Regions from separate parts of the Mus musculus genome. Here region 1 is linked to region 2. The links are chromatin loops, found by intact Hi-C in ENCODE. Cell type or tissue: heart. All regions are shown on one strand. Each heading gives the region's core, and the rest is flanking DNA. Links, peaks and the distances in the headings are about the cores only.

Region 1 (15,156 bases), core at 2,713-10,712, 51 kb after region 2:
GAAAGATCTCCTCCCCTTGGCCACGCCTCTAATGGCTCCTTACCGCTTACCCCACCTCTACGATACATGCTTAAAGACTAATAACCATATATGAGAGACCATGCAATGTTCTTCTTTCTGGGTCTGGGTCATCTCATTCAGGATGATTATTTCCTGATCCATTCATATACCTGAGAATCTAAATGGAGGTACTCTAAAATGGAGAGACAATACCCAAACTAGACAACCATATACTACAAAATAAAACCTCAGTACCAAGAATAGATGATATCTAATGGGATCCATCGTTCTGAGTTGTTGGCCCATAGATCCTCCATCCATTACAGGTTATGGCCGTTGATGTTTGTCATCCTCTGTAACTTGGTGGTGCGATGCTCTGACTGAAGACACCACATGCTCGAGTCACAGAAGGTGGAGAAGTATGGCTGGTGCTCAGTGGAAGCTTCATTGCTACTGGAAGGCGGGGAGGTGCTAGAGGTGGAAAGTACCCATCAGTTTCTCCCTGCTGGAAACCCTGCAAGCTACAGGGATGCCTAGAGAGGCTAGAGAGATGGTTCAGCAGTCAAGATCACACACTGTTTTGGCAGAAGTCCCAAGCTTTGGTTTCCAACACCCAATACTCATGTTGGGTGCCTCATAACTACCTGAGCTCAAGAAGGATCTGACAACCTCTTTTGGTTTTCATGGACACACACACACACACACACACACACACACACACAAACACACGCAGACACAACACCTCACAAGACACATATACATACATATATATATACACACAGGCATACACACACATATACACACATTCACACTCCCCAGACACAGCCTCAGACACATACAAACACATAAACACACACAGAGGCACATACACACACACATTGACACACAGACACAGATATCCTCCAACACACACAAACACAAGCACATAGGTACACACATAAAATCATACACATCCAGTCATGTACACATATTCTACACACAGACACGCACACACAGAAGCATACACACACACCGAGGCATATACACACTCACATATACAACTAAAAAATAAATAAAAACTGAGTTTAAAAAAAGAAAGTCGCCGGGCGCGGTGGCGCACACCTTTTATCCCAGCACTTGGGAGGCAGAGGCAGGCGGATTTCTGAGTTCGAGGCCAGCCTGGTCTACAAAGTGAGTTCCAGGACAGCCAGGGCTACACGGAGAAACCCTGTCTCGAAAAAACAAAGAAACAAACAAACGAAAGTCACATTCCAATGCATCACATTGGCAGTGTATTTATTTTCATCTGAGTAGCCGTGTGCACGGGGAACTTCTGAATAACGGAGCCCTGGGAAGTTGCATTTGATTATGTTTTCAATAATTTCTAAGATTTTCCTGCTTTCCTTTCCCTCCTTGCCTCCCTCCCTCCTTCCTCCCCTTTTCTCTCTTTCGCTCCTCCCCACTCCTCTTCCTTCCTCTCTTTTGAGGACCTCTTAGCTCCTGAGCCTCTTGCCTCAGCTCTCTCTTGTGCTGGGGCGATAGGTATGCACCACCACACCCAGCAAAAGAACTTGTTCCTAGAGTGCTCTAAACTTGGGCTGTGCTCTTAAAGATTCGCATTACTGACTGTGGTTTACAGAAAGGCCATTGTTCTTGCCTCCTGCAATGTCCTGAAGAATTATTATTTTGGCGCGATAGCAATCATTAAAGACTAGGGACATATTAGAAGCAGCAGCTGAAATAAAATGCAATACAAAATCCATGTCATCTTCATTGCTTCTAGAATATTCAGGGGCTGGAAGGTCCAGCAAAGTGATGGAGTGTTGGACTGGCATGGATGAGCTACTGTTCCATCTCCAGGACCTCAGTAATCAGTTTCACCAAAATTTACCTTGAGCATAATGGTGACTGTGGTGAGAATATGGAGGGGATCACCCTCGGGAATCCCCAACCCTGTCCCGAGCGAAGCCCTACTACCCAAGACTGAGGGATTGTGTTCTTGGATCCATCAGCAGGGTGTGCCCTTGGCTCCATCAGCTGGGTGTGCCCTTGGATCCATCAGCAGGGTGTGCCCATGGACCCATCAGCAGGGTGTGCACATGGACCCATCAGCAGGGGTATACTGATTGCCACTGCGGTCAGGAGGCCTCCTGGGACAGTCTGGATCTTCATTTTGCCTAGACTCCCCAAAAGAGCACCGTGCGTTCAGATGACCTCTGTCTGGTTAGTTACATCTGGAGAATACACCAAGGCCAGTGCTATGTCCTGTCCAGGCTTCTGGTTAACCCCTCAGATATTAGAAAATGACAAGGTTTCTTGTCCTGACTTCACTTGTGCTCCAGGAGGTCTTTAAGGAGGAACCCTGCTGGTGGCAAGTTCCTGGCCACAGCTCTGGTCAGACTTGATGATGTAAAGGTATTGGTTCTGGGGATTCTGGGAGGTCTGGGAGCCAGGGTGCTTGTTGGGCTGCAGAGAGGCCAATCGGGTGACCCACGGAGTCCACAAAACTGATGGCAAGAGCCGTCTGCATGCACCCAAGTCACACAGGGATGATTTAGGGGTGTGTGGGTTACTCAATATCCCTTTCTCATCAAAGGGAGTTTGCACATCTGTAAAAAGCTCACCATCCCACAAGACCTAGATCCTGGTCCAGCTGTGCTGAGAGGCCACTGATGCAGCAGAACCCATTCCTAAGCAGGATGAAGAACTGAGGCTGAGCCTAATCTAAACCTCGTAAAGTAACACATCTGCCTTTCCTTGGCTTTTCTTTCTCCTTTCCCATATACAGACAAGAGAGAAAACAGAGCTAGGGCTGCCTGTTACTCTTCTGCAAATACGATTAACAGCAACAGCAAAAACCTTACCCTCATATAATTGAAAAACCACCTCTCATCTCTAAAAGCCCACAAAACAATAAGATGTGTCTTAATATTATTTACTGTTAAATCAAGAGGGCACCTCTGCAAATGCACACTATGAACAATTGCTGGCTAGCTAAAAGGTGGGCGCGTTCCAAATCAATATGATTCAACAGTGTTTGGGGAAATTATTACTTAAAGCAGTGGAGGCCGTCACCGGTTCGTGTTGCCGCCGGGTATTGTTTTGCTCTAAAAGACAAATGGGAAAATGAGACATTATGAAAGAAGCTGCAGGGATGAATGGGGACATCCTAATTACCACAGAGGAAGTGTTCTTTGTCTGAGTTCTCAGTTCCTACTCCAGGACTCCTTCATGATGCAGGGCTCTGAGATTGAAAGCGTCTGGGGTGGACGGTCTATTCTCGGGAACCCCAGTGCCTGAGCACATATGGGGTGGGGGTTGTGATCTTGTGCCTCTTCACTCTAACCCTGTGAGGTGAGCTCAGACATACCGATTTTACAGATTAGGAAACCGAGGCACATTGGTGAAGATCAGCCCCTTTTCTATCACTCCATTGTCATTCTGACTTTGAAACAAGAGTCTCAATACGTAGCTCAAGTTGGCTTCAGACTTGCTGTGTGACCCAGGCTGGCCTCAATTTCATACTTCTGTATCTGTAACAGTGTGTCTCTCTGCGAACTTCCAGCCGTTTCTTTATTTGAATGGGTGTATGCACCCAAGTATGCATGGGGGCCAGAGAGCAATGTTGGGTTCTCTTCTTCGATTGCTCTTCATTTTAAGTTTGAGACAGGGCTTCTTACTGAAACCAAAGTTTTCACATTTGTCTAGACTGGCTAGTATCCTAATTCTGTGCTAGGACTGGCACCTTATGTGTGCTCCTTATACTTGGGTGGTAGGTACTTCATTGATGAGTTACCTTCCTGGACCTGAGTTGTTCTTGAAGAGATAATGGGGGTGGCTTTTCCTTGCCTTGTTCTCAATAAGGTATTAAGAAATAATTTTCCTTATGTTTGTGGAAAGCCAGGCTTGGAGGGTCCTTTGTTCAGTTTTGTGTGAGGGGCAGGTCCTATGGAGTGACGTCCTATGGAATTGGGGTCTGGGTGGGTGGTTCGCCTGCAGCTTTTGCTTGCGCTTCAGAGGCTCCTATCTTCTCGAGCATGGAGAAGAGGAAATCTTGCTTCTCTTCCTGGCTGTCTTGCAGGGGACGGGGGCAGTGGGCAGGGGCTGATGTGGTGACTGGAACTCAGTGACTTTGTTGGTTCTGTGTTTATCAAGCCTCTGGTCTTGGAGGTGTTGCTCAGAGTGAAAGATTCTGGTAGTCTCACATCTGCCCAAGGACAGGCAAGAGTCATTTGAGAAGTCTGGGAGCTCAGAGTGTGGTTGAGCCTGAGGAGAACCTGCGTTTCTGGCTTCTCTACCTTGTTCTGGGTTCCTATATGCTCTGTCTTCCTTGCTCTTCCAAATAAGGTTGTACCATCTTCTTGGAAGTCATACAGATTAAGAAGTTGGAGCTTCAAGTTGATACTGAATCTCGGAAGCTTTTTTCTCTCCAGAAAGTCTTGGAGATTGTTTTATAACACTCACAGGCCATCTTTCTGAAAGGAGCCTCTACTGGGTCCCCAATTGGACCAGGCTGAAAACAAAAATGTAGTCATTTGCACCAGTGTTCATCAACTAAATTCTAAACGGAGGCTGTTTGTCTGACCTTTGGGCAAATCAGGATCAGAGAGAGGGAAGACAAGCAAATGTTGCAAACACATTAGTGTCTGTCATCTTTACAGTGATGCTTTTGCTTTTTAAACACATGAAGGAGGTAGCCAGGGGCCAGGGATGCATTCAATGGGCTAAGTGATTGCTTTGTAAACACCCAATGAGGACCTGACATGGGTTTCCCAGGAACCCATGTCAAAGAGCCATGGTAGCCACCCTTGTAATACAGTCCCAGGGTGCCAGAGACAGGGGGATCCCTAGGGATCACTGGCAAGCCTCCCTGTGGAACTCCAGGCCATCCAGAGACACCGCTTTAAAGAAAAGGGCTGACTGTGAATGTTGCCAGAGTAGCGGGGTTCTCTCTGGCCTCCACATCTCCATCTATATGTACAGCTCCCAAGATGCTTGCCCAGAAAAGCTATCTGCAAAACTCAATCCTGACTGATCACTTATTCTCTGTTCCCTTTGGAATGATCTTTCTGCTTTCGCACTGCTGATCCTACTTTCCTGAACCTCGCTCTTCTGCCGGCTCCTCAGAACGTTTTACGCTGCTTGATTGCAATCTGAAAGGAAGCCTATTGAGACCATTAAACTAAACTGATGTAATTTTGCCCTTTGTTAGGACAGTCTTTGGGTGGTTTCTCTCTCTCTGCAGCAGAGTCCCCATCCCCTCATTGGAAGCATTACTCATTGAGAAGGCTTTTGACAGAAGACAAGTGTCTTGGATGTTGACAGTTCTCGTTTGGTAGCCAGGCGTGTCTTTTCTTGGGTAAGTAGCTAGTGATGCTTCAAGTCTTTCCCTTGTTGACTCAACCACAGTGGATCTTACATTTTATTTTCAATTGTCAAAACCGTGAGGAAGAGCCCAGAGCTCTGACGGTCACTGCTGGCAGTTCTTTCACCTCTCCCCAGCCTTTGAGAGCTTATTCAAGATGGCAGATGGCTTCCCTTGAAGCTTGCAGAACCTCAAAGTGACTGCTGTCTTTTCTACACAATGTCCACCTATCTCGGCCTGTCAGTTGCTTTCCCTGAGGCATCACGGGAAGATGCTAGACACAGCAGATTAAATTCTTTTGGCATGAGCAGGGCGGCATTGCAAAAGTCAAGGGGGGGGGGAATCTACAAACCAATGGGTGGACCTAGAAGAGAGTGGATAATTGATAATGTGCTTCCCACGAATATGTATGTACACACAGAGAGACACATACATGTGTACAGAAAGATACCTGAGCCGTGAGAAGACCTCCCATGCAAACATTCATGTGGAAATGGATGATCCCTAGATATTAGCTGGTCCCTGGTTTTCTCCTGTGTAAATACCTCAAGGTAATTGCAGAGAAGGGTCTGTAATTGAAAGGATTTCTTTTGACAGGGCGGTGGGTTCCTTCATGAACCCCTTCATGCCTCATGGAGGGGCCTGTGAGAGCCATGTGGTGGGAGGGTCAGTTGGGGCCTTCTCTGTGTGGTGCCTTGCTGCCTGTGAATGGACTCCTGATTGGCAGGAGGAGAGGCTAAACCAGACTGTACAGACCCTGGCCGCAGCACCTCTGCCTAGTGGGGGACTCATGGATTCACACTCATTTTAGCTGTTCATTGAAAATTTTTCATACTTGGGGAACTGAAGGTGGTACAGGGTCCCCTCTTCAAGAAGGCCTGGGTTAATTACGATTTTCTGCATATAGCAATGAACAGACCCTCTTCCCTTCTCTCTACTAAATAATAGCCAGCTCTGAGAACCAGGCTGCCAGCCTGAAGTTGGTGCTGTCCAGTCTGATTCACTTGCTCTCTGAACAAGGTGGTGATTTGATGCCGTTCCCCTTATGAGGTTACAACCCAGTTAGCTGAGGTCTCAAGTGAAAAATGTACCGATTTCATCGAAGCTAGTAGATGTCTGGTCTAGCTCAGCCACATAGCACACTGGTCACGTAGGCTTTCTGCTGCCATGCGGTGTGGAGAGAGGGCTTCAAATGGCACACTGATCGTTCAGGAAGAGACAAAAATTAAATATTTGGAATTTGAAGGAAGGTCTGGTCTGGTCCTCCACTCCCACCAAGTTCTTGCCGTTTACACGAACTGGCCTTGAGCTCAGAACAAGCCTTAGCCTCGCGAGTGCTAAGATTATAGGCATGTGTTACCACATGCAGCTGAGGTAAGGATTCTTTTGAATGTAGGTCACTTTTGCACCAGCGTCGAGTTGAAAAGTCCCCAAGTTGGACCCTGGTGAGTGGAGTGTTCATCTTACCTCCTTTGTTTTTCCAGAGAAGAGAGCAAGGCACAGGGAGTCTGTCTGGTACCCAGTCGGGCCTTTTTCTATCAAGAGGCAGGATGGAGCAGTGGGAAGGAAGTGAATATACCAGATAGGATGGCTGTGATAGCATGACTGTATGCAGAGTGTTCTGAAGTTAGAGACTTAGTTCCTTGTGCCTGCTAATCCAGGTGGCTGTGCCAAATATGAAATGTGGCCAGAGCCCCTGAGAAAATGAGTTTCATTTTTATTTTTTAAGGTTCAATCCAGGAGCCCTGCTATGGCGGGTGACTCCCATAGTCTCTGACAGGTCTACACTGTGGGCTGTCTCAGTACTCTCTAGCACCCCACAGAGGTGACCTCAGTGCCTGAAGCCTTGCACTTGGTCAGAGTGACTGAAAAGGTTGAGGATTGCCGAGCCCTGTGGGACACCTGGCTGCTCTGGTGGTGTGAACATCATGGCAATCTCCACAGAAGGAGTGCCACTCCAGGGCTGCTTTGAATCTAGACCAGTAGGCAGTCAGATGTCTGCTGTTCTGGGGTTTGAGAGGCCCTGGCTTGAGGCCTGAAGTCCCATGAAGAGACTCTGTGTGACTTGGCTCAAATGCCTGCCTCAGAGTGAGGCCTGTTTTTCCTGCCTCTGAGCTTTGCTGTTTCTCTGCCCTGCTCAACTGGAGGTCTCAACTCTTCCCTTCTTTCCCCTCATATCTTCTAAAATACATGTGTGTGTGCATGAGCGTGTGTGCATGTGTGTGTATGTATGTGTGTGAGCGTGCATGTGTGTGCATCTGTGTGAGTGTGCATGTGTGTGAGCATGTGTGTGGATGTATGTGTGCATGTGTATGTGTGTATGTGTGTATGTATATACATGAGCATGTGTGTGCATGTTTGTGTGTGAGCATGTGCACATGTGTGAGTGTACGTGTGTGTGCATATGCATGTGTGTGAGCATGTGTGTGTATATGTATGTGTGAGTGTGCATGTGTGGATGTGTGTGCATGTATACATGAGCATATGTGTATGTGTGTGTGCATGTTTGTGGGTGTGTGTGCATATGCATGTGTGTGAGCATGTGTGTGTATATGTATGCATGAGTGTGCATGTGTGGATGTGTGTGTGTATACATGAGCATGTGTATATGTTTTGTGTGTGGGCGTGTGTGCATGTGTGTGTATGTGTGTGTGCATGTGGATGTGTGTGTGTGTATACATGAGCGTGTGTGTGTGTGAGTGTGTGTGCACCTGTGTGCTCATGGTAAGTAGGTATTCTTCCATTCAACATGCCCAGCTCTATTTTTGTGTTTAATTGTGGTGCCATATCACCTAGCTTTAAAGTTCACCACCTTAAACATTCTGAGTATGCATTTCAGTGGTGTGGAATATGTTCACATACGTACAACTCACGTACATACAACTTTGTCTTGGAGAAACTATTAAAGGCTAACTAATTTGGAAACTCCATCGAACAGATTTCCCTCCAACCTGTGATGGCTGCTGTTCTCCTTTGTGCTTCCTCATCTGAAATCGTAAGGTGCCTGTTTCTGTGGCCTATTTGTTTCAATAGGGTGACATTATCAGGCTCAGCCATGGGGTGAACTCCTGCCAGCAGTTTCCCGCCTCTGCTGCTCTAATCTAGTCCACCCATGGATAGCTATCTGGGTGCCCTTCCAGCTTCCTCAATTTATTAATTTCATCTCTGTCTGTCTGTCTATCTGTCTCATCTATCTGTCTATCTCCCTCCTTCCCTCCCCTTCCTCCTTCCCTCCTCCCCCTCTTTCTTTTCCTTCCTCCCTCTCTCCCTCCTTCCTCTCCCTTCCCCCCCCTCCTTCCCTCCCTCCCTCCCTCGTTGGCATTGTGGCTCTTAACCCTGGAAGCCCAGGCTCCTCTGGGTTTCAGCCGAGCCTTAGGATGTCACTAAGAATCCCAGCACCTCACCATGCCTCAGCATGAGCCAGGAAAGAGACGTGGACACACATTGGGCAAAAGGCACATTCCTGTCCCTTTGGCCACCTCAGGTCACCAGCGGGTCTGTCAGGCAGGGTTGCAGGGCACCCTCAGGGCTACCCAGAGAGTGAATTTGGTCTCATTGGTAACAACTTACAAGAACTAACTCAAGGTCCTACAAGACTTATTTTATCATCTGTCCCTCTCAGGACACTTGCCACGGAACCTCCCAGCCCCCATCTAGCCCCATCCCTTTGTGGTCTTAGCCTATCAGCAAGCCTGTAACATATAAATTCTTCCCAGACAAAATCTCATCTATGCACACTGTCACAGATGGCTCTGATAGTCCCCAAGGCCATATCCTTCTCTTTTCCCACTGTTGTGAGGGGAAGGGGCTCAGGGGATGTGGGGGCTGATGTCCACCTGGCTCCTCAGAAACTGGAGGAGCGGCAGGAGGATCCTGCTGGGATGGCACAGTGAGGTCAGAGGGGCCAGTGTAGGTTTCTGAGCCCCTCTCAGATGAGGTCATGGACTCTGGAGGCTTTTGGGGACATGCTCCTAGCTGTAGGGCCAGAGAGAATAAAGCTCACAGTGCCGTGGAGATCGGGCCCTGGAGACCTCAGATGGAAGGCAAAGAGTCAGAGGTTTCGTTCCGGGGGGAGAGTAGGTGTCTTGACACCGAGTGCCATGGGACTTGGGCCAGGCATGAGCCTGGGGTAGGAGTCCAGGGTTTCTAGAGTCCCTAGGAAGTTCCTCCTGTGGAACAGGACTGTAATAACTTGTTAACATGGATAGCCGAGGAATGACCCCAACTGAGGACTAGACCTGGCAGTGCTGTTTAACTGAGTCAGTTGGAAGGCTCATGGAAGGTGAAGAACTTGGTGTGTCATGGTGGTCTGCCTTACATACTCCAGGACCTTCTGACAGCTTGCTGTGACAAAAGGATTTTATGTGACTTCTCGCACCTAAGGCAAGCAAGGAAATAGAAGGAAAAGTGATTATGGAAGCATGGAGTGTGTATTTACTACCATTTAAAAAGACATAAAACCGGGCGCCATCTTGTTAAAAGATGCTCTCCTGCCTGCTAGCGTAGAAGCTGAAGATTAGGTGTCCGTTCACTTTAGTTACATTTTTATATAACTATATCAGTGGCAGAATCATGCCACTGGTACAAACAGCCCTTATGTCTAAAGTCCCAAGTCTAGGATTAAAGCCATTGGAAGTCCCACTGGAAATCCTATTAGTGAGCCAGGAAGACTAAGTGAAGAAAGAACTGGCTTTTGAAGTTTTTGTATGGAACCATCACCAACCTTAACACACACACACACACACACACACACACACACATGGGGGAATATGAATATACATGTATACAAAAAAGTCACATGACTACACCCAACCCTGGAGGGGCTAAATTTGCCATCTATAGAGATTTGCCTTGGAGAATTTGAGCTTGTCCCTATAGCCTGGAGGTTGGTGAGTGAGTGGGGGTTTGCCTTGTAACCTGGAGTGATTGATCTTGTCCTGTACCCTGGAGGACGTGATCGTGTCTTACACCTTGCCCTTCTGCTGCATCTCAGGCAGTGTCCAGGGGGGAAATTACAGATCCCGCTAAGCCTAGCTCATGCAGTAATGGCGCGTCAGCCATCCAAATTTGGAAGCCAGTTAGCTGCTGTTGCAAAGTAAAAGCCGTTTGCTGCCTCTTAAGAATGAAGAATGACTTAAAGAGGGTTCTTCTCAGACATGCTGACCGTCTTTGCTTTCTGATGGAACGTAAGCTGAGTGCTGACCTCCATAAACTCCTCTGCTTCCCACCTGACCAATGATGTGATCCAGAGTGAAGGTTCGAGAATGGAAGGTGAGCTGCGGCGGGCCGGAACCTCAGAGCAGAAGCTCTTCTCTATGAGTCATTAGCTTTCTATTCTCTCCTCTTAAATCATTTTAATTTTTGAGACAATGTCCCATTCTGTAGCCCAGGCTAGGCTGGAACTACTTATATAGCCCAGGTTGGCCTGGAACTACTTATGTAGGCCAAACTGGCCTGGAACTCACACATCTGCCTCTCTGCCTCCTGAGTGCTGGGATTTGAAGTGTGTACCACTCTGGTTTTTAAAAAAGATATTTATTTATTTATTTATTTATTTATTTATATTAGATATTTTCTTTATATACATTTCAAATGCTATCCTGAAAGTTCCCTATACCCTCCCTCGCCCTGATCCCCTCCCTACCCACCCACTCCTGCTTCTTGGCCCTGGCATTCCCCTGTACTGGGGCATTTAAAGTTTGTAATACCAAGGGGCCTCTCTTCCCAATGGTGGCTGACTAGGCCATCTTCTGCTACATATGAGCTAGAGATATGAGCTCTGGGGATACTAGTTAGTTCATATTGTTGTTCCACCTATAGGGTTGCAGACCACTTCAGCTCCTTGGGTGTTTTCTCTAGCTTCTCCATTGGGAACCCTGTGTTCCATCTTATAGATGACTGTGAGCATCCACTTCCTTATTTGCCAGGCACTGGCATAGCCTCATATGAGACAGCTATAACAGGGTCCTTTCAGCAAAATCTTTCTGGCATATGCAATAGTGTCTGGGTTTGGTGGCTGATTATGGGATGGATCCCCGGGTGGGGTAGTCTCTGGATAGTCCATCCTTTCGTCTTAGCTCCAAACTTTGTAACTCCTTTCACGGGTACTTTGTTCCCTATTCTAAGGAGGAATGAAGTATCCACCCATTGGTCTTCCCTCTTCTTGATTTTCTTGTGCTTTGCAAATTGTATCTTGGGTGTTCTATGTTTCTGAACTAATAGCCACTTCTCAGTGAGTGCATATCTAATGACTTCTTTTGTGATTGGGTTACCTCCGTCAGGATGATATCCTCCAGATACATCCATTTGTCCAAGAATTTTTTGTTTTGTTTTTAAATGACACAAGGCATTTTAAAATGATGACAGCAGTATCCGCAGTCTTGAGAAGGCACATCATCCCAGAAGTGAGCAGTCCTGGGGCATGTACCGACGAGTGACTTGTGGATGAGTCTAATCAACACATTCTTTGCTGGGGCATCTCATTGTGTGTAAATGTATGAATGTGTGTCCCTTAGCTCCTAGTTGCATGCAAATACTGATTATTTATTTATTTATTTATTTATTTTTTATTTATTTTTTATTTATTTATTTAGTGTATATGAGTACACTGTCACTGTCTTCAGACACACCAGAAGAGGGCATCAGATCCCATTACAGATGGTTGTGAGCCACCATGTGGGTGCTGGGGATTGAAATGAGGTCCTCTGGGAGAACAGTCAGTGCTCTTAAGCACTGAGCCATCTCCCCAGCCCCACAAATACTGATTTTTTATCACCTGCCAGGCATCTTGCTGAGCCCTGTCTATGTCTCTATGTCTGAGTGGCTTTCATTGTTGGTTCCAATGAAAGAGGAGCAACCAGCATATCTGCATATCCCAGAGCTGCGCTGAACTCTCTGGATTCCTCCATGTGAACTCGGGGCAGCTTGTGAAAACCGAAGATGGAATTTGTTAGCGCTGGAGAAGTCCCTGGAGTTTTGGTCCTCTGAAGTGCTCTCCTGAGGTACACACTTACAGCAGCATCTCCACGAAGGATGAGCAGTGTGATCAGTATCAGTATCCTAGGTCTTTTGTGGCTCTCAAAAAAAAATTACAGAAACAAACCTTGACTTCAGTGTCACAGAATACAGGACAAGGTCCCGACGTAAGTGCAACTATATAAGGTCAGGACATTGGCGACAGTAGATGTCTCTTATTTCAAAGGAAACAGACTAGGTGGATATGCACAGTGAGATATTTCAAGAATGAAATGGGGCAGTGATTGAATACTCTATCTGAATCCAGGGAGCTCAACCCAGGGCTTTGATAGAAGCTTGGCCTGCATCTCAGCTGAAGTAAGGACTTGGCTTCATTTTGTCACCACACAGAACCAAAGAGTCACAAGGCAGATACTTTGCTATTATAGATGTCAAGAGTCATGGAAAGCTGCCACTAGCCAAAGGCAGAAGGGATAATGCTTTGCCCTTTGTGTTCATAATGGTTTGCTGTCTCCTAGGCAGTGACCCCAAGGGCTCAGTCATTGTCGGAGACCACCACTGACTGGTGGCTTGCATTGTGTCATACAGGGGACTTCCATGGGTGTTGGCATGTCCTTTTAGGGGTCAGTGTGGAAAGATTATGAGTGGATTCCTGTACATTTAACTCCCTGAGTGGATGGGAAAATATCAAGCAAGCCAAGTAATGATAGTTTACAACCCACTGAGGAACGTTCCAGAGTTCATGTGGGTAGTTTACTGAAGATGGAGATGGACTGCTTATGAAATAGAGAGTTTCTTTCAAAACAAGCTATTATGACACTAGAACTGTGTATCTTGGTGAAGCAATTGTGGACAAAGTCATGAGGACAGCATGGGCTTAAGTAGTGCTTGTTGGTCTCTCTTCTCCCATGGGGTGGGTGCCAAGTCAATCTGTAGCTGATTATTGTCTTGAATATGTACTCAAATTAGCTGTGAGCAAGCCATCTGCTGGCTCCCCTAGCCTCTAATGACTGCTGCCGGGCAAGGGAAAGTCCTGCCAGAATGCAAACCATCCACCAAGCTGATAACAGAGAAGAGGGGATGGAGGAGGGGCAAGAAAGAGAGGGTGGTGGGCCTCTGTCTGTCTCCTCTCCTCTAGGTCTTTCCTACTTATTCTTGCAGCTGGAGAAAGACCAGCTGTGCATCAGGAGAACCTGTGTTCAATTGGAGATGCTGGAAGTAACGAAGGGATCTGCCTCAGTTGGAGTGCATTTTGTAGTCCCTTTAGAATCCAATCTCTCTGTCTTCACTGGCGTGCTTGATTTGAGCCCCCAGGGTCTCTATGGATAAGGTTACATCTCGGTTTCTCTGATGGACTTTGGGTGTCTGTGTTATCCCGCCTGGGCGCGCCTCAAGAGTTTGGAGCTGTGCTCTGGAATCTCGTGGGCTAGCAGTTGTTTCCCAAATGCTGCTTCGTCATGCTTAGGGTGCTTGTTCACATTCAGTTCCTGTTAGTACCCATGAATGCCCCAAGAAGTTGACACAGTTCACTGCAAACCAGCACTTTAAAAAAAAACACACAAAGCCTCTAAGGAGGGGGCAGTGTCTGTCTATCCGAGGTCTTAGGGTCAATGAGTAAGCAGATCAGAAAGTGGTGGTTACATATTCAGCTCCTTGGCCTGGGATGGATGGACTCTGCTAAGAATAGTGCTGGTTGAAGCTGAGCAGGAACGAGGCATCCTGTGCCCAGCTACAGAGTACAAAACCACCCACAGAGACAACCATGTCTCCCTTGGCCCTCTTTGCCCATGGTAACAGGGGACAGTATTGCCAGATGCCTGAGTCTTTTGGCAACGCTAGAGTTCTGAGCTTTAAAATACCGAGATTGGACTCAGTTCTCCAAAAACACAGTGGTTCAAGGCTGTGGCTCAAACAAATAGCCCTTCAAGTCTCAAGTTGTAACCAGTGGATGAAAGTGACATGTCCTGATCACTGGGGCCTAATTTCCTTTGAGGCACTTGCGTTTCGAAGATTGCTGAAGTGATTCCGTTCTGAGTTAATGCAGACCCCGGGGAGGTGGGTTATTATGTAAGGTGCCTTCTTAGGTCCACCTTGCTCCCTGCTTTAAGGCATGATGGCTCAAGACACTGGGAAGCTGGGCTGCAGTGTGAGCGCTGAATTACTTTTCCAGGTTAACAGTATTCTTCCCTCTCTATGAAGGGGTCTGAGCACCTCAGGCTGGACGCTATCCCGAAGGGGAAGGCTCCAGACACATATTGTGTCATGTAAGTCATTTTCTGAAAATCTTTCAAAGGTCATTGAGGGCCGTGTGAGCTTTCTACTTTTGTTTTATTAGTGTATCTGCGTGCATGCACATATGTGGGAGTGAGAGGACAGGGAATCCTTGGATTAAACTCATTTCATCAGACTTTTGAGGCAAGCCCTTTGACCCACCGAGCCATCTTGCTCACACACTGTTTAGTAATTCTCAAAAACCGGGCCCTGTTTTAGATTGTAGTTGTAAATCACTTTCTCCCAGGGTGTGAGGGGACTCTCCACAGCGGTGATCTTACTCCAGCCTGGCGTGCACATGGTACTGTCAAAACAAGTAGACTATGAGAGGGGCCTTTTAAGGACCGGAGAACTGGCGATAGAAGAGGGGAGGGGGACAGTCAACTTGCCTCATCTTCAGGATAGGAAACATGTTACTGGGTTTAATAAGGAGCATGGCTCTGATTAGCCACACTGTCTCAGCCAGGCTGCTTGTGGAGCTTTCTGTGAACGTTGTAAGTCACTGCTAGTGGGTCTGGCCTCAGATTTAGATAGACTGGATGAAGTCTGACTTTAAGTTTAATGGT
Region 2 (15,156 bases), core at 3,450-11,449:
TGTGCTTTCCCAGATGCACATGTGTACACAGTGCGTGCGTGCCTGGTGGCCACGGAGGCTAGAAGACAGCATTAGATCCCCTGTAACTACGGTTACAGTTGATAGTTATCTTCTAGTTGCTGGGAATTGAAGCCAGGTCGTGTGGAAGAGCAGCCAGTGCTCTTAAACACTGAGCCATCTCTCCAGTTACCATGGTAGCTTTATTATATTTAATAATAAGCATTTGTAACTAAACTGAGGGAGGAACAATGAAAGCAATTGAGATATTTTGTTTATGTTTTGGTCAAAAGAATACATCTTGTCCAACAACCATTGCTGTAAACAGCAGACACTTGGTGCAACGCTTCCTAAGCGATATTAAGGAATCTGAAAGACTCCCTGCTATGGAGAACTTTCCTAAGAAAGGCAAATTAGGTCACACATTCTTGGACAGATATTCAGTAACTGGCCCATGCCAAGAACTTCCAAACTCTTCCAAGAAGTTGGAAGACAGCTTCCAAACTCTTAAGGCCAACACTGAATCACGGGTAGTGTCTATTTTATACAGCACAGTATTCCTTTCCTATGTTTACGTGTTTATTTAGTTATTCATGTCTTTACGTCTCACGATGTCTCTGGCCTTGAATCACCAGATAGCCAAGATGGACCCAGACTCGAAATCTTCCTGACTCCGCCTTCCATGTATAGTGATTTTAGGTGTGCATCACCAGGCTTTTCCATACTACTACTCTTCACTAGAACTTTTGATACAGTGACATCGCATTGTGTGTGAATCCATACCTGCCTGTCAACAATATAAGGCACCAGGTGACATGTAGAGTCTAGCTGCTCTTCCTAATTTGGCTTCATAGAGATTAGCCTCCATGACCTGGTTTCATGTGACGCAGGAAGAAGTTAAAGGAGTAGCTGCCTTCAGAAGAGGTCTGTGGTCCTCCCTCTCAGGAGTGGTCGGTGGTCCTCCCTCTCAGGAGCATCCAGTGCCGGCTCCTCATCCCTGAGGGATATGCTTCTGGGCATGACCTCACAAAATATCATCATGAAATTTTACTTAGAGATGAGAGAAATGAGCCGGGCATGGTGGCGCACGCTTTTAATCCCAGCACTTGGGAGGCAGAGGCAGGCGGATTTCTGAGTTTGAGGCCAGCCTGGTCTACAGAGTGAGTTCCAGAACAGCCAGGGCTACACAGAGAAACCCTGTCTCAAAAAAAAACCCAACACCCCCCCCCCCAAAAAAAAAGAGATGAGAGAAATAGCAAAAGCATTCAAACTTCAAAACAAACAGCAGCACACGCGTTAAACATGTATGCGCGTGTTTGCACGCAGTCTCCGTGAGCCGAAGCAGGAGCGTCATCACAGGTATGTGAACAGAGTTTCCAGTATGGGCACGAGGCATTAAATAGGTCCACAATGTCAACAGGTTTTACTTTCCCTACAAATCTTCCAGCTGACAAGAGTTTTTTGGGGAAAATTCATGGCGAGTTTGTCTTTTTTTTTTTTTTTTTTAAAGTGATGCTTCTATAAATCCAACTGATGCTTCGTGAATGGGACCATAAATCATGTCACCGGCTTGAGTAAGGAGGCTTTTAGCTGTTGAACCGTGCCAGGACACCCAGAGGCTTTCATTGTGATTGGGTCTCCTGCAATATTTAATACCCATCCTCAAAAAAAAAAAAAAAAAAGGAGAGAGATTTCGATGTGGACTGAAAATATTTTAACCATAATTTCTGCTGAAAGGAAAATAACTAGAAATCGATGGTGTGAGGTCGGATGGCTTTAAAGAGGACCATTAGTCACCACAGAGGAGAAAAAGTAGACTCAGTGGGGGCAAAAAAACCCAATTCTCTTCACTAAATCAATAGGGATGTAAGTTCCAGTTGTACATGTGAGTATGATCGGCACATCGGTTCTGATGAGGGTGTAAGGCTGAGTGCTCACTTCTGGATTTCACTTCAATAATAAATCAGAATCGGAAACTTGAGTGAGAGGAAGGGGGAGCAGAGAAAGACAGCAGGCAAAAGCCCATAGGGCCTTCACCCTGGCCTCACAGATACCCAGGAAGAGAAGATCAGGCAGGTGAGTGGAGACTTGAAACCAAGCTTCAAGCTGAGAATCCCTTTCTCTAGGCAGGAAAGGACCAGCGTCTGAGATTTCTGTCATTTGAAAGCCTCTCCTGATTTGTCTCTAGTAACCTTCTTCAAATTCAAATTGGAAAGCTCCAGCACTACCTGGGATCTGGTACCTTAAAGAAGCCCGAGCGAGGATCACAGTCCTAATCCTCGGAGTCATTTCTTGTCCAGACCCTGCTTGCCTGTGACTTTCTGCCCGTCCTTCTGTCACCGTCATCGACCATTCTGTTCTTCTCATTCTTCAGCTTTGAAAGGTCTCACTAAACGCCAGCTTCCTTACAGCCCTGAACTCCTCCCATCCCCCAGCCCTCTCTGCTGTAAAATAAAAATAAAAAGGAGAGCATGACTGAGTCTAGGTATGGCAGAGGAGAAAGTTTGTTAAATGAGGGAGAGCATAGTCAGAGGGAGACATTTGGGTGAGTCCAGAGTGGTCATGACTGGAGGATAAGGAAAGACTAAAACAGTCTTGCAGACCAGCTGTAAGGGTGGGGAAAGCTAGAATGGCAATGTGAGGTGTGGTGTGGTAGGGTTATATTTAGCATAGTTATATGTTTGTTCACATTGGCCTCTCCAGACTGTGAGCCATCATCGCTTCACTGAGCTACCTCTCCAATGAAACTCTCTAGCCCTCCCACCTCCCAGTTTGTAATAGCTCCCCCCACCCCCCAGCCTGTGATAGAGCCCACACTTCCCAGCCTGTGCTAGTGTGCCCCCCAACACCCACACCCTCCACACACTCACACACACCTCCCAGTCTGTGGAAACCACAGTGGGGCATTGGATACCCTGGAACTGGAGTTACAAGGTAGTCGTGAGCGGCCTGATATGGGTTCTGGGAAGTGAGTTAGGGTCCTCTGGAATAGCAGCAGCAAGCCCTCTTAACTGCCCAATGGTCTCTCCAGTTCCAAGGAAAGCACTTTTAACAATGAACCTAGGTGCTGAAGTATTCTGCGTGGTAGCTTTTTAAAAGATCCACTCTTGGTGCTGGAGAGACAGCTTAGTGGTTTGGCACTTTGGCTGCTCTTCCCAGAGGACTAAGGTTTACTTCATCTTGTCTCACAACCACCTGTACCTCCAGTTGCATGGAATCCTGTGCCTTCTGCTTGCCTAGTGTCTCCACAGGCACCGGGAATACACATGGTGCACATAATGTGTGTAGGTAAGACACTCATATGCATAAAAAAATAGACCTTTAAAAAAATGTCCGTTTTTGTTAAGACCAAAGTAATATTATGAAAAACTCACCTGAAAGTGTCTTTCTTTGATCTGACACCATCTTGCTAATTAAAAAAGAAAGAAATGTAAGCCTTAATTACAAATCTAAGAAACTTCTGGGACATCCTGCTGCACATTCTCTGTTTTCAACCGCCACATAAAGGACCACATAAGGATGCAATAAATCCATCAGATGGGACATGACTGGGTCATTTCAATGGAGCTTAGTCCTTTCCCAACTCCCTGCAAACAAGAAGTGACTCTTTAATGCGATAAATCTCTGTGATCTCTGAGGTTTTTATAGCAAGTTGGTTTACTCAGACTAATGAAGCTATGAAATATTAGCCTGAAATTTATCCTGTGGTTTAAAGTCGACCTCCACGATTGCCATAGCCCTTAATATGTATTATAATCAATCATTTGTGTGGATGTCCTTTGTGGCTTGAATCTCCTAACACATGGGTTCTTGTCTTCTATGAATGAGATGTGTCCCTTGGAGTTGTTTTGGCTTAGAACATTACACAAAATCAATGCTAAATATTCTGATGTATTACATAATGAACCACTCTTTTATACAGATTATCTCTATCTCTTTAGATTTGCTTAGGGGATGAAAATGTACTTTGTTCCCATGTGCATTATTCTCTCTCTCTCTCTCTCTCTCTCTCTCTCTCTCTCTCTCTCTCTCTCTCTCTCTGGTTTTTCTAGACAGGGTTTCTCTGTGTAACCCTGACTGTCCTGGAACTCAGTCTGTAGACCAGGCTGGCCTCGAACTCAGAAATCCACCTGCCTCTGCCTCCCAAGTGCTAGGACTAAAGGCGTGCGCCACCACTGCCTGGCTCATTATTTTCTTTATTTTGTTCATATTGTGTTGTGTGTATGTATCTGTGTGTGTGTGTGTGTCTGTGTGTTATTCAGAAGACACGTTTCTGTGATCACTTCTGTCTTTGCACTGTGGCTTCTGGGGATCAAACTCAGCTTGTCAGGCTTGTGTGGCAAGCTCCTTTACCTGCTAAGCCATCTCACTTGCTTTTGTCCCCATTTTGTGGGTGATAAAACTGAGGCTAAGAAAGTTAACCCTAAACTGGAAACAGCTAGTTTATGTAATTGTGTAAAGATTCATTTGAGAGAATAATTTCTCCAGCCTTGACTTGGTGTGTTTTCAAAGTTACGTTTCCTTTAGCTTTTTCTAATTCCTTTAGCTTCTCACATTTTTCTTATATGGTGATAGAGTGCTGTATAAAAAAAATCACCCTACGATAATGACTTCACAGGACTTGAGCTAGAAGCCGTTAACTGTCTGGTGGCAGGATGGGTGGGTGGGTGGGTGTGCCCAAGGGTTAGGGCATCTCCTTAGCTCCTCTGATCTCTGACTTTACTGTGTAGTTCTAGGAGACACTGAGAGGCCATAGAGTATGGAGCCCGGGGAGGAGCTAATATTGGGAAGAAACCACCCAGTGTGGCTACCCCAGATTGTCTTAGGAAAACCAAGGAATTAAAGACTTTTTTTTTTTTTTCCAGTTTTACAAGACAGGGTTTCTCTGTGTAGCCCTGGCTGTTCTGGAACTCTATAGACCTGGCTGGCCTCGAACTCAGAGATCTGCCTGCCTCTGCCTCCCGAGTGCTGGGATTAAAGGCGTGCACCGCCACTCCCCGCTAAGACATTGTTTTAAACTATCACAATTGCTGCTTCGAAAAGATTTGCCTGAGTCAGTGCAGATCCCAGTGAGTGAGACCTCCAAGCCGGTTCAGCTGCTAGATGGGCTCATGAATATTAGATGAAAATTTATAATTCTCAATTCCATCCTACTTCTTCGTGACACCAGAAAAATGTCTTCTGATCAGCCCTAATGCCCCTGAGTAGATCCAGCCCTTTCAGTGGCCTTGGAAAATAAGTTACGCCGTGTTTTTCTTTCTTTCTTCTTCTTCTTTTTTTTTGGCAGATGTATTTATTTGCATGCTTCCCAAGTAAATCACCCTTCTATTTATTTGGTTGTTGTTGTTTTTGGTTGCTGTTGTTATTTTTATTGTATTTGTCAATTCTCAAGATCTTCTTGTATTGACTCTCCATCTTAGCACTTAGGCCAGTGGCACATTCTAATCTCCTTCTTCTATCGTGCCCGCTGGACTCTTTCCTTGGGCCGTTAGGAATACCTTTTTGCTGTTTGTGTTTGTTTGGAGATGCGTACTCCAGCCTCACCTTCAACTTTTCCTACAGCTGAGGCTGGCCTTAAGCTCCTGATCTTCCTGTTTTCTTCACCCATGTGCTGGAATTACAGGTGTGTGCTACCACTCCTAGCTGGAGACGGAGTTAAGATTAGGATCTGATACATTCTTTTGCTTCTCTTTGTTCTTTTAGGCCCAAGCCTCCACGGTTGAAAATATCTGTTGAATGGAGAGTTTGAGCAGTGGTGTGGATATGAACTCTTGGCAGGTTCACGGATGAACCTTGGCGATTCTAGGCAGCAGGATAGAATCCCCTTTAGGAACTTTATTAAGTCAGGAGCACGGGGAGAGAGACATAATGGTTTCACGGGTGGACCCAGAGTGTCTGCGCAGACTGGCCAGTCCTCAGCAATCCAATGCAAGGTAAATGGCTACTGTTCTGACTGTAAAACAAACAAGCAAACAAAACAAAGCGAGTGTAACTATTTTAATAAAGTTTTATTTAACCCGATAGGTCCAAAGCACCATCATTTTGACATGTAGCTAATATAAAGACACACATACGGCGATTTTCGTTCTTTTTTTTTTTTTTTTTTTTTTTTTAACACAGTCTTAAACAGTGTCTGGTGTGTATTGAAAGCTTAATACAGCTCAAGCTGGACTCGCTGTGTTTCAGTTGAGCAACCACAGTACTGACAGCCTGTGATAGTTCAACCTTTTTCTCCCTGGATCTCAGACATCTCAGCTCAAAACAAGCGGCGGGAGACGCCCCCTCTGATGAGGCCCCTGCTGTCCTCTCTCGGTTTTTGTTGTCAACACAGAAGAACAGAGCGACCTCATTTATAAGCTATTTGTTTGCTATCGTTTCCATCGGGGTGTGGGCGCCTCCGGGGCAGGACTTTATTGATTTCTGCTCTATTTTTTTTTTTTTTTTTTTTTTTTTTTTTGTGGTTTTCCAGGCACGGAGCACGTCGCCTGGCCCACACGGATCCTTGGGTTCACACTCTGAGAGGACGAAAGCCTCCGGCTTCTTCGAAGCGGGCGGCAGAGGGCAGCCGGGCGCCGAGTCACAGGTGGGGCGCGCGCTCGGTGCGGGCGAGTGGGTGTGTGCGGGGTGCGCGCGGCGGGGCGGGAGCGCGGACCGGGAGGAGCCGCGAGCGCAGCGGAGGAGGAGGGCGCGGAGGAGGTGGTGGCTGCGTCCCCGCGGGGCCGAGCTGCGCCCGACGCAAGGAGCGGAGGCCGCTCGGAGCTGCCGGGGACCTGGACCCGCCGCGGGGCTCAGGGCGCACGAAGCGACAGCTGCGGGACCGGGTGAGTGGCCGCCGCAGGCAGTGGGAGGAGCGGGAGGGCGGCCGGGGCGCCGGGCGGGGGAACAGGTGGCGGGGCAGGGCGCTTTGTGTCCCTTCCCCGAGCTGTCCCCACGTTGTCCGGAGGCGGAGGCAGGAGCCCGGGAACCGCAGGCACGGGGCTGGGGCGCGGCAATGCGGGGTGTGGGGGTCCCCCAGCCTAGACTTAACAAAGGGCGCGTGGCCCCTGCCCGCGGGAGGCCTCGAGATCGGGACCCAGCCCCTGGGACCCCGATTTTTTAGAGTTTACCGTCTCATTCTTCTCCCCATGTCTTTCAGAGGTCTGCGGCTTGGTGCATGAGGGGCTCGCAGCAGCGAGGCGGCGGTGGGGATGGTTCGGGCCGCGGAGCCGGAGTGGCCTGGGCTTTGGTGAGGCGTGACAGTCTATCATGACTGTGTTCAGGCAGGAAAACGTGGACGACTACTACGACACCGGCGAGGAACTGGGCAGGTACCAGGAAGGGGTGACGGAAGCGCGCGGTGTGTGTGTGGTGGGGGGCACTGCGCGATAAACAGATGCTGCTTAAACCGGGCATGTCCCTGACTGGCCCTTCTCTGAGATGGGCGGATAGCAGAGGAACCGGTGCCTAACCAGCTAAAGCCAGGGACCATGAATAAACTGCCTGATCTGAGGGGTGGAGAGGCAACCCACAGTGCAGTTACTGTGCACAGGGTATGGTCAGAATCCCTGGATAAGAACAGACTTCATTGTGTGCACTACTAACTCCTGTCAGCCTTCACCCTTTTGAGACAATGAGGCAAACGCAAAGATTCTAACTGCAACTGGAGGGACCACCCATGTGTGTTTTAAGCGGCGTACAAGTTAATTAATGGGCACTTAAACAATTCTCTCCCCTTGTGCTAATTTTCAGTGCAACACCAGCCAGGATTGGTAGGCAGGCGTGGAACTTGCCAGATGTTGGCCTTGGATTTTGAAACTTCTTCCAACCAGGAATTTAATTCCCGGCTTGGTTAGTGGTGGCTTCGGTGTCATTTATGGCGGCTGTCTAGATTCAGAGCGTACCAACACGCTGTGGGGGGTGCGATGCTGAGCAGAGTGTGTCAGTGTCTAGGTGCACAAAGAAGATTTCACTGGGAGCCCTTGACGAGTGCTGGGTATCCATTAGCCCACCGAGTGTATTGATCTCTGCTGTGTGCGCAGAGAGCCCAGTGTTCATACCTAGATTTAAAATTTGTCTTGTGAAATTTGTGTATTGGCATTGTGACAGAAGCAGGCAAACGGGCTTATAAACAAACGTACTTGCAATTACTCACACAGAGTGTGTATTGAAGTTTGTATTTTTCCATATATACCCCATGGCCTCATACCAAGCTTCTTTTTTAATTCATGGGCAGGGAACTGAAAAGGGGTGGGGGTGGGGGTGGGGGGGAAGACCTATTACCTAATAGGATTTTGAAAGATATCTAACCAAAACTTTGTAATAATCCAGACAGCCCAGGAAAGAGAGAGGTCTAAAGAGTTACTGTACAGGATGTGTGTAAGTTCAGTGTAGCCTGGAGGCATCGGTGGAGCCTGTGCAGAGGAAGACAATACTATTATCTTAAATCTTAGTAAGTAAATAAAAGGCAGGGTTCTGAAAGATCACATTTCGTGGGTATGGAGAAGACTGAGGTTGAGTGTGCGGTTGAAATACTTGATTTAACTGGAATTCAGCCACTCTCCTTCTATGGTTTATAGCAAGATGAATATGTGTGTGTGGAGGGGGTGGGGGGTGTTTAGAAAATAAAAAAGGGTGGGGAAAAAAGGGTTTGATACCATTTCTGTGAGGTTAACACATTCTAGAAATGATCTTGCGAAAAGGGATGGGAAAAAAATTAGGTGAGCTGATTGCTTTATGAATGAAATTCATCGACTTTGTTTCCCTTAAAATCCTTCTTCCATGGATTAAGAGAAAGGGGAGGGGGTGGGGCGTCCCTGTGGTTAGCAAGTGGATTTTTGATCTTCACTTCGAGCTTGTAATGACAGGGATGGCGGTTCGCTCATTTGTCACTAATGTTTCTCTCTGATTTTGGCTCTTGTCTATGCTTCTGTGTCTAACTATTCTCCATGAAAGACTAATTGATGAGTTGTTTGTTTAATAATTCATGCGACCTAGGAATCTTGAAGAGGTGTTCTGGAGTAACTGGGAGTTGGGATTTTTAAGAAAGAAAATGCACAGCTATTGTGATAGCTGCTCTTGATTTTGCCAAAATGTGAAGCAGGTAAAGGTTGGCTTTTTCTAAGGATGTCCCACAACCTGTGGTTTTATCCTGTCTTGGACATCATCACTTCTGCCAAAGAAGCTCTGATGGGAGGGGCACGGGCAGAGAAGATGCGGCACGAGTGATGTCATATGTCTCTGGAAGACTGGGAGTGGAGGGAGGGGCTCACAGGCAGAGAAATGGAAAGAGACAGGTATGTGGCCTGAATGCGGGGTTGTCTTAGTTAGGGTTTTACTGCTGTGAACAGACACCATGACCAAGGCAACTCTTACAAATGACAACATTTAATTAGGGCTGCCTTACAGGTTCCGAGGTTCAGTCCATTATCATCAAGGCAGGAACATGGCAGCCTTCAGGCAAGCATGGTGCAGGAGGAGCTTGAGAGTTCTATATCTTTATCTGAAGACTTCTAAGGGAAGACTGACCTCCAGGCAGCTAGGGTGAGGGTCTTATAGCCCACACCCATGGTGATATACCCACTCCAACAGGGCTACACCTTCTAATAGTGCTACTCCCTGGGCCAAGCATATACAAACCATCGCACAGGGTGATGCTAAGCTCTGAGCTGTGAACTGCTAAGGAGAGCTTTAAGTGGACTAGCATTCAGAGTTTCAAACTTTAGTTTATTTATGAGCCTCTGTCTGCTGCATAACTACAGGTGCCGATAGACCCTAGAAGAGGGTATTGGATCTTTCCAAGATGGCATTGTAGGCAGTTGTGAGAAACCTGGTGTGAGTGCTGGGTATTGAACATGTGTCCTCTAGAAGAGCAACACACCCTCAACCACAGAGCCCCACCTAGGTCTCTTTAGTGATCCTTAAATATAGCTGTTCATCACATAATTGGACCCCAAAAATGCTTATCTGGAAGAGAAAGGATGAATTTTAAGGAAGTAGAACACACTATTGTTATTTAACTTGGAGAAACCGAGAGGGTGTGGCTTTTGAATGCGTGTGCCTGTATCTGTTAGTGCCCCCAGACTGTAGAACTTCTTGTTGACTGCTAAGAACTTTAATACTACCCGAGAGTTTTTGTCAGGGAGTGACAGATGAGATCAACCACCAGACAAATAGGCGACACCAAAACCCAACTTTGCATTTTGGTGGCTTTGTGGCCTTCCAGGTCATAACTGATAGTCCCAGTACTTATTTCAGAGAACCTGAAAGTCATTTAAGTGGTGGAGACAATTTAGAAGGTCCGATCCAGAACAGATTCTGATCTGTAGCCCTGACCAGGATGGGTCCATGTCTGAGACAGGCTGATGACTCCGTGGATCTATGAGGAAGTCTCATCTGTTTCCCAGTTTGAAGAGGGGGCCTGCTGTGTGCGAAGGGTCCTGGTGGAGACCTTTTTGGCAGCTGACTGTCTTTGGTTTCTCTGATTCAGATTACTGCAGCTCTGGGCTAGAGCTCTGTCCTCCAAGCAGAAGTGTGTGTGTGTGTGTGTGTGTGTGTGTGTGTGTGTGTGTGTAGGGGACATTCTCTTTAGATTTTGGAGCCCTTCACCACTAACTCAAAGAGGCTGTCTGGCATTTCTTGCCCTCTCCTGAGAAGCTGACCATGGTGCTCCTTCCATGGAATACACTGCTCCCCAAGATGAGGTCTAATGAGAGCACCTTTCAGGACTGTTACGCTTAGGGTGTTTTAATAGCCCAGTGTACCCTGGCATCTTTTCTCAGCTGGGACTTTGGGCAGCTACTTGCTGGCTTGCCCACCAATGGCCTTGGTTAAACTCTTGGCCATCACTGTGCTTGGCCTTTGAGTTTTCTGAGTACCTCCTTGTCTCCTGCTTTGCTGAGGGACTGGCCCTATCTCCTGTTTCATGGTCTGATCTTACTTGGTCTTACCGAAGCCCACTTCCTTAGTAACTCTGATAACTTTCAACAGAGTTGTGTGTGTGTGTGTGTGTGTGTGTGTGTGTGTGTGTGTGCAGGTGTGCTCACATGTGCACATGTGTAGAGTCCAGAATGCCTTTCTTTTTTAGTCTCTACCTAGTCCTTTAAAGCAGGTTCTTTCCCTGAACCTGGGGCTCACATTTTCTTAGGGAAGCTAGCAGTCAGCAAGCCTTAACTATTTCCCTTTCCCCACTTTTCTCTTCGGAGCTGGAGTGAATTGTAGGCGTGTGTGAGATGCTTGGCTTGTATGAGTGCTGGGATTTGAACTTCCAGCCGCCTGAATTACACAGCAAGTCCTCCACAGCCGTGAGGCATCTCTGCGGCCACTTCATGGTTACAGAAGCCAGATAGATGACTTGTCTACAGCTCCCAGGGTTTTATATTAGTGTCCATCACGATCCTTGCAGCTTGCTGCTTGCTTGAGAGCTCCTTCTTGGTATGCTCTGTGGTCCCGTGTCCATTCCTGTGGTTCTTTCTCTAGAGGCTGTGTGGTGTGCTGAAGACACAAGGCCAATGTATCAGAGCTACCGGGGCAGCAGAAGAGAGTGGACTTCAGGTATAGATGGTAATTGCAGCCGTTAAAGCCTTGGTGCCCTGTTTTGGACATCGACAGTTATATGGCCTTGGGTGAATTTGAGACAGTGGCCCTGGATTTATGACACATAGTCACTGCCTAATATTATTAATTCAATAACCTGTATTTCTGTATTATGGCGGCTGCCACCCTGCACAGTAATAGTCTGCTTGATCTCCCAGGTAGTGACAACCTTAAACTTTCTCATCATGTTCTCGTTTATAGTGCTGAATTAGATGGATGGTGCTTAGTGGGTGCTCAGCGAATGTGTGGCAATCGACTGAATGGGTCCTTAGGAGAAGTATAGATATGGGCCTTCAGTAATCAGGGACCGTGATGAGGACAGCCATTGAAGATGTCGAAGCTCATGGAACTGAAACCTTCACATTTGCATTCTCTACCACCCAACAGCAAGGAGCATAGCTGCCCAAACTTCCAGAAGTGAGATCAGTTTAAAGGACAACAAATGGAGTGGAGCATTAAATATTTCACATCGGCTTGGATGGCGTTTAGAAGCTTATAATTCAGATTTATGGCCTGCCCCGTTTGGCATAAAATCCATAGGCGTTTTAATTGAAAGTGAGAAATTGTGAGAAGGCAGTGGGAAGGCAGGCATGAGGCTGGTGGTATTTATTAGGGAGAGCAATTTGGTGATGGAAAGTTTGTGTTCTGGCCCTGGGCCTGAACTTAGGTTCAGGGTGGCCGGTAGCAGAGCCAGTAGCGGAGGGGGTTGGAGCTGACTTCCTGGGCCTGCGCGCATGCTCTTCCACGCTGGGCTTGTTTTTTTACCTTGCTTCTAGGAACCTGATAGGTCAGGGTCAGTTGTGTTGACATGCCCCAGGAAAACGGAGAGAACTGTGATGCGGAGAGGACGCTCACTGCATATTTTACTAGCTGAGGGGACATTCATTGTCTTTTGCTCCATGTCCCCTGCCTCCCAGGACTTGTCACTCCCTGAAGGCATGGACTGTTTCCCTCTAGGTCCTATGGGGAGAGGTGGTGGTGGTGGGGCAACAGGGTGGAAAGACAGAAAATTGACTGCAGGGTATCTCCTCAGATGGTGTGTTGGGGTTTTGGGGTGCAGGCAGACTAAATCAAGGTTATATTTATTGACTGACTCAGCAGAGAAACGTATCCTTAATTCCTAGCCAACTGTTGTGTGTACCCAACCTAAGCATGATGCTTCGGAAATGCATTTCTGATCAGGAGAGAAAAGAAAGTGTGTGCTGACAGGAGTCGGGTGGCTTCCCTTGCCATTAGGCCACCAGAGGCCTCAGAGACTGTGGCCTGGGGGAAGCCTGGTGGTCAGCATCTCTCTTCTGTTCAGCGTTTAGTCACAGCAATTTCCTCAAGACGCTGGTTAGAAGGTGACAAGATCATCTGAGGACCTGGCCCAGGCTTGACCTATTGTTTTATTAGGTTTACCCTGTGGTGATCCCTCCTCTTTCCCAGAGTTAAATCAAATTGGTATTTGAAAGCAGTATCTTGGACACCTCTACACGTTTGGCACTCCAGTTGACACAATGTAGAGTATAGTTGAATGCATGGATTATCTTGGTCTTCCTGGGACAGAATAACTTGATGACAACAGGGAAGGGTTTTTTTTTTTTTTTTTTTTTTTTTTTTTTCGGTTCATGGTTTCACCTCCCCTCCTCCATGTCAGGACTGTCACTGTACAGCAGTGGGAAAGCTCAGTAGGCTTGTTCAGGTAGCTCTGGATAGGAAGCAGAGGTCTCTGCTGCAGCTATGGGCTGGTCTGGCTATGTGCAGCCTCTGAAGCCCCACCCCTCATGACTACTTTCTTCAGTTAGGCCCCACCTCCTAAAAGTTCTTCAGTCTGTGGGGGATGTTGCAGTCAAACTGCAACAGTTTCCATTCTATAGAAGCCTGCCAACGCTGGCCATACTGCTCTGGTCCTTCTGAACGTGTGTGCTACCTCGGCTCTAAGCCTGCTCCAACCATTTTACGGTTTCCTTGTCAGTTGTTCTCTGCAGTTACCCGTGGCACCAGCACATGTGTACATACTGTTTAGTCAAGTCCCCAAGTTAATTGTTAGCATTTTGTAAACTTGATAAAACTCGTAGGTTATAGTTTAACTTCTTAGTACTGTAGTGTGGAAGACTCTGGTCTCTGTCCCCTGGGTCCTCCTACTCAGTGATCCACGGTTTTTTGTTTCATGGTCATTGTAGCTCAAACCTAGTGTGTGGTCATTTGGGATTTTATTGGGAAGGTGACATGAATGAACTTGCTTTGATTTTCCTGGGATATCTCAGCAGAGCAAAGTGTATCTATCTCCCCTTGGCTTCGATGGGGATTCCACAGCAGTGTGTTATTAGTAACAAGTTGTCATGTCCCTTTCTGGATATTCTAAGTGCATTCCTTTAAGTGGGGAGTTAGGAGAAGATGGAGGGAAGAAAGTGTGGCATTTGATTTTCTGTTCTCCTACTAATATGGTTTAAATAACAATATACTAATAACCTTCCCTGAATTTCATCTTTCTTAGGAAAAACAAAAGGTCCTGCCACTCCAGTGCTGGACAGGGGGGAGGGGGAGAGGATCTCGGGGCTTGCTGGCTTAGTTCCAACTTAGTGAGAGACACTGATGGAGCGGACAGCCAGTGTCCTCCTCTGACCTCCGCAATAGCTTAGGCAGGCTCACACCCTTGTGTGTACCTGCTGCATGCACCATCCCATTACCTCAGGCTGTTTGGGAAAGGTGTGAAGAAAACAGGTGAATTTTATGTTTAAACTTGCGTTTCTTCTGTTTATGGATATGTAAGTCTTTTAAAATCTGAAAAGAAGAAAAAACCAATAGCGACCATAAAAAGAAAAAAAAACAAACCACCAATCCTAAACACTCAGGGTCCAGTTCATTTTGGAAAAGGGTCACGCATAGTGTCTATATCTCACTTGCAAGAATGGACAGATTTCCATGGTTGAGTTATTTTTCCACTATTTATTTATCTCTTCCTTCCTTCCTTCCTTCCTTCCTTCCTTCCTTCCTTCCTTCCTTCCTTCCTTTCTTCCTTCCTTCCTTCCTTCCTTTCGGGGTAGCAGAATAAACAGCTGTTCCACCGAGCCACACCCCCAACCCACCTTTTACTTTTGGGGTATGTATGTGCACGTGTGTGTGTGTGTGTGTGTGTGTGTGTGTATGTATGCCGGAACATGAATGTGTGCATACTTGTGGAGGTCACAGATCATTCTTTAGGAGCCTCTGGCTAGCTGGCTTGGGCTTTATTCTTGTTCCTACCTCCCCAGCCCTGGTTTTGTAAGTGTCCACTACTGAACCCAAGTCCTGGTGCTTGAGTGACCAACACTTTCCTAACTGAGCCATTTCCCCAAACCCCACCTTAACTTTTTTTTTTTCTCTTTTTAAATTTAACACAGTGTCTCACCTTGTATTTTCTAGCTGGAACTCACTTTGTAGACCAGGATGAACTCAAAGTGCATGTCTCTGTCTCCCGAGTGCTAGGATTGAAGGCGTGGACCACGAACCTGGCCGCGTCTCTACCCTTTTAGTATAAAATTGTCTAGCCTGTTGCAGATGTTTATGACAAGCTCCCAAGCTCGGCCTGCAGTGCAGGATTTTCCAGTCGGGAAGAAGAATCAG

The links. A loop is a pair of places that touch in the nucleus more often than their neighbours do. Peaks named below come from ENCODE experiments on the same cell type or tissue, not always from the same donor. Only the 100,000 strongest peaks of a DNase experiment are listed, where the experiment ranks them.
Region 1: it touches region 2 in a loop (5-fold over the local background); 4 of 42 quality-filtered maps call a loop at or near these places.

What each region holds. Positions count from the first base shown.
Region 1 is chr13:60,647,029-60,662,184 of GRCm38, forward strand. All of the region lies in intron 2 of Dapk1 (death associated protein kinase 1), which reads left to right. Among named protein-coding and RNA genes, the nearest start is that of Gm35540, 31 kb to the right of the region's middle. In heart, for the core only: a CTCF peak has its summit at 7,170; a DNase peak (open chromatin) is centred at 7,293; H3K27ac peaks cover 380 bases.
Region 2 is chr13:60,595,293-60,610,448 of GRCm38, forward strand. It overlaps Dapk1 (death associated protein kinase 1), which reads left to right and starts at 6,655. Exons shown (of 26, transcript NM_029653.3): 1 at 6,655-6,818; 2 at 7,133-7,304. The coding sequence starts at 7,243. In heart, for the core only: a CTCF peak has its summit at 6,555 (motif pointing right); DNase peaks (open chromatin) are centred at 6,619 and 7,299; H3K4me3 peaks cover 2,394 bases; H3K27ac peaks cover 1,846 bases; H3K27me3 peaks cover 257 bases.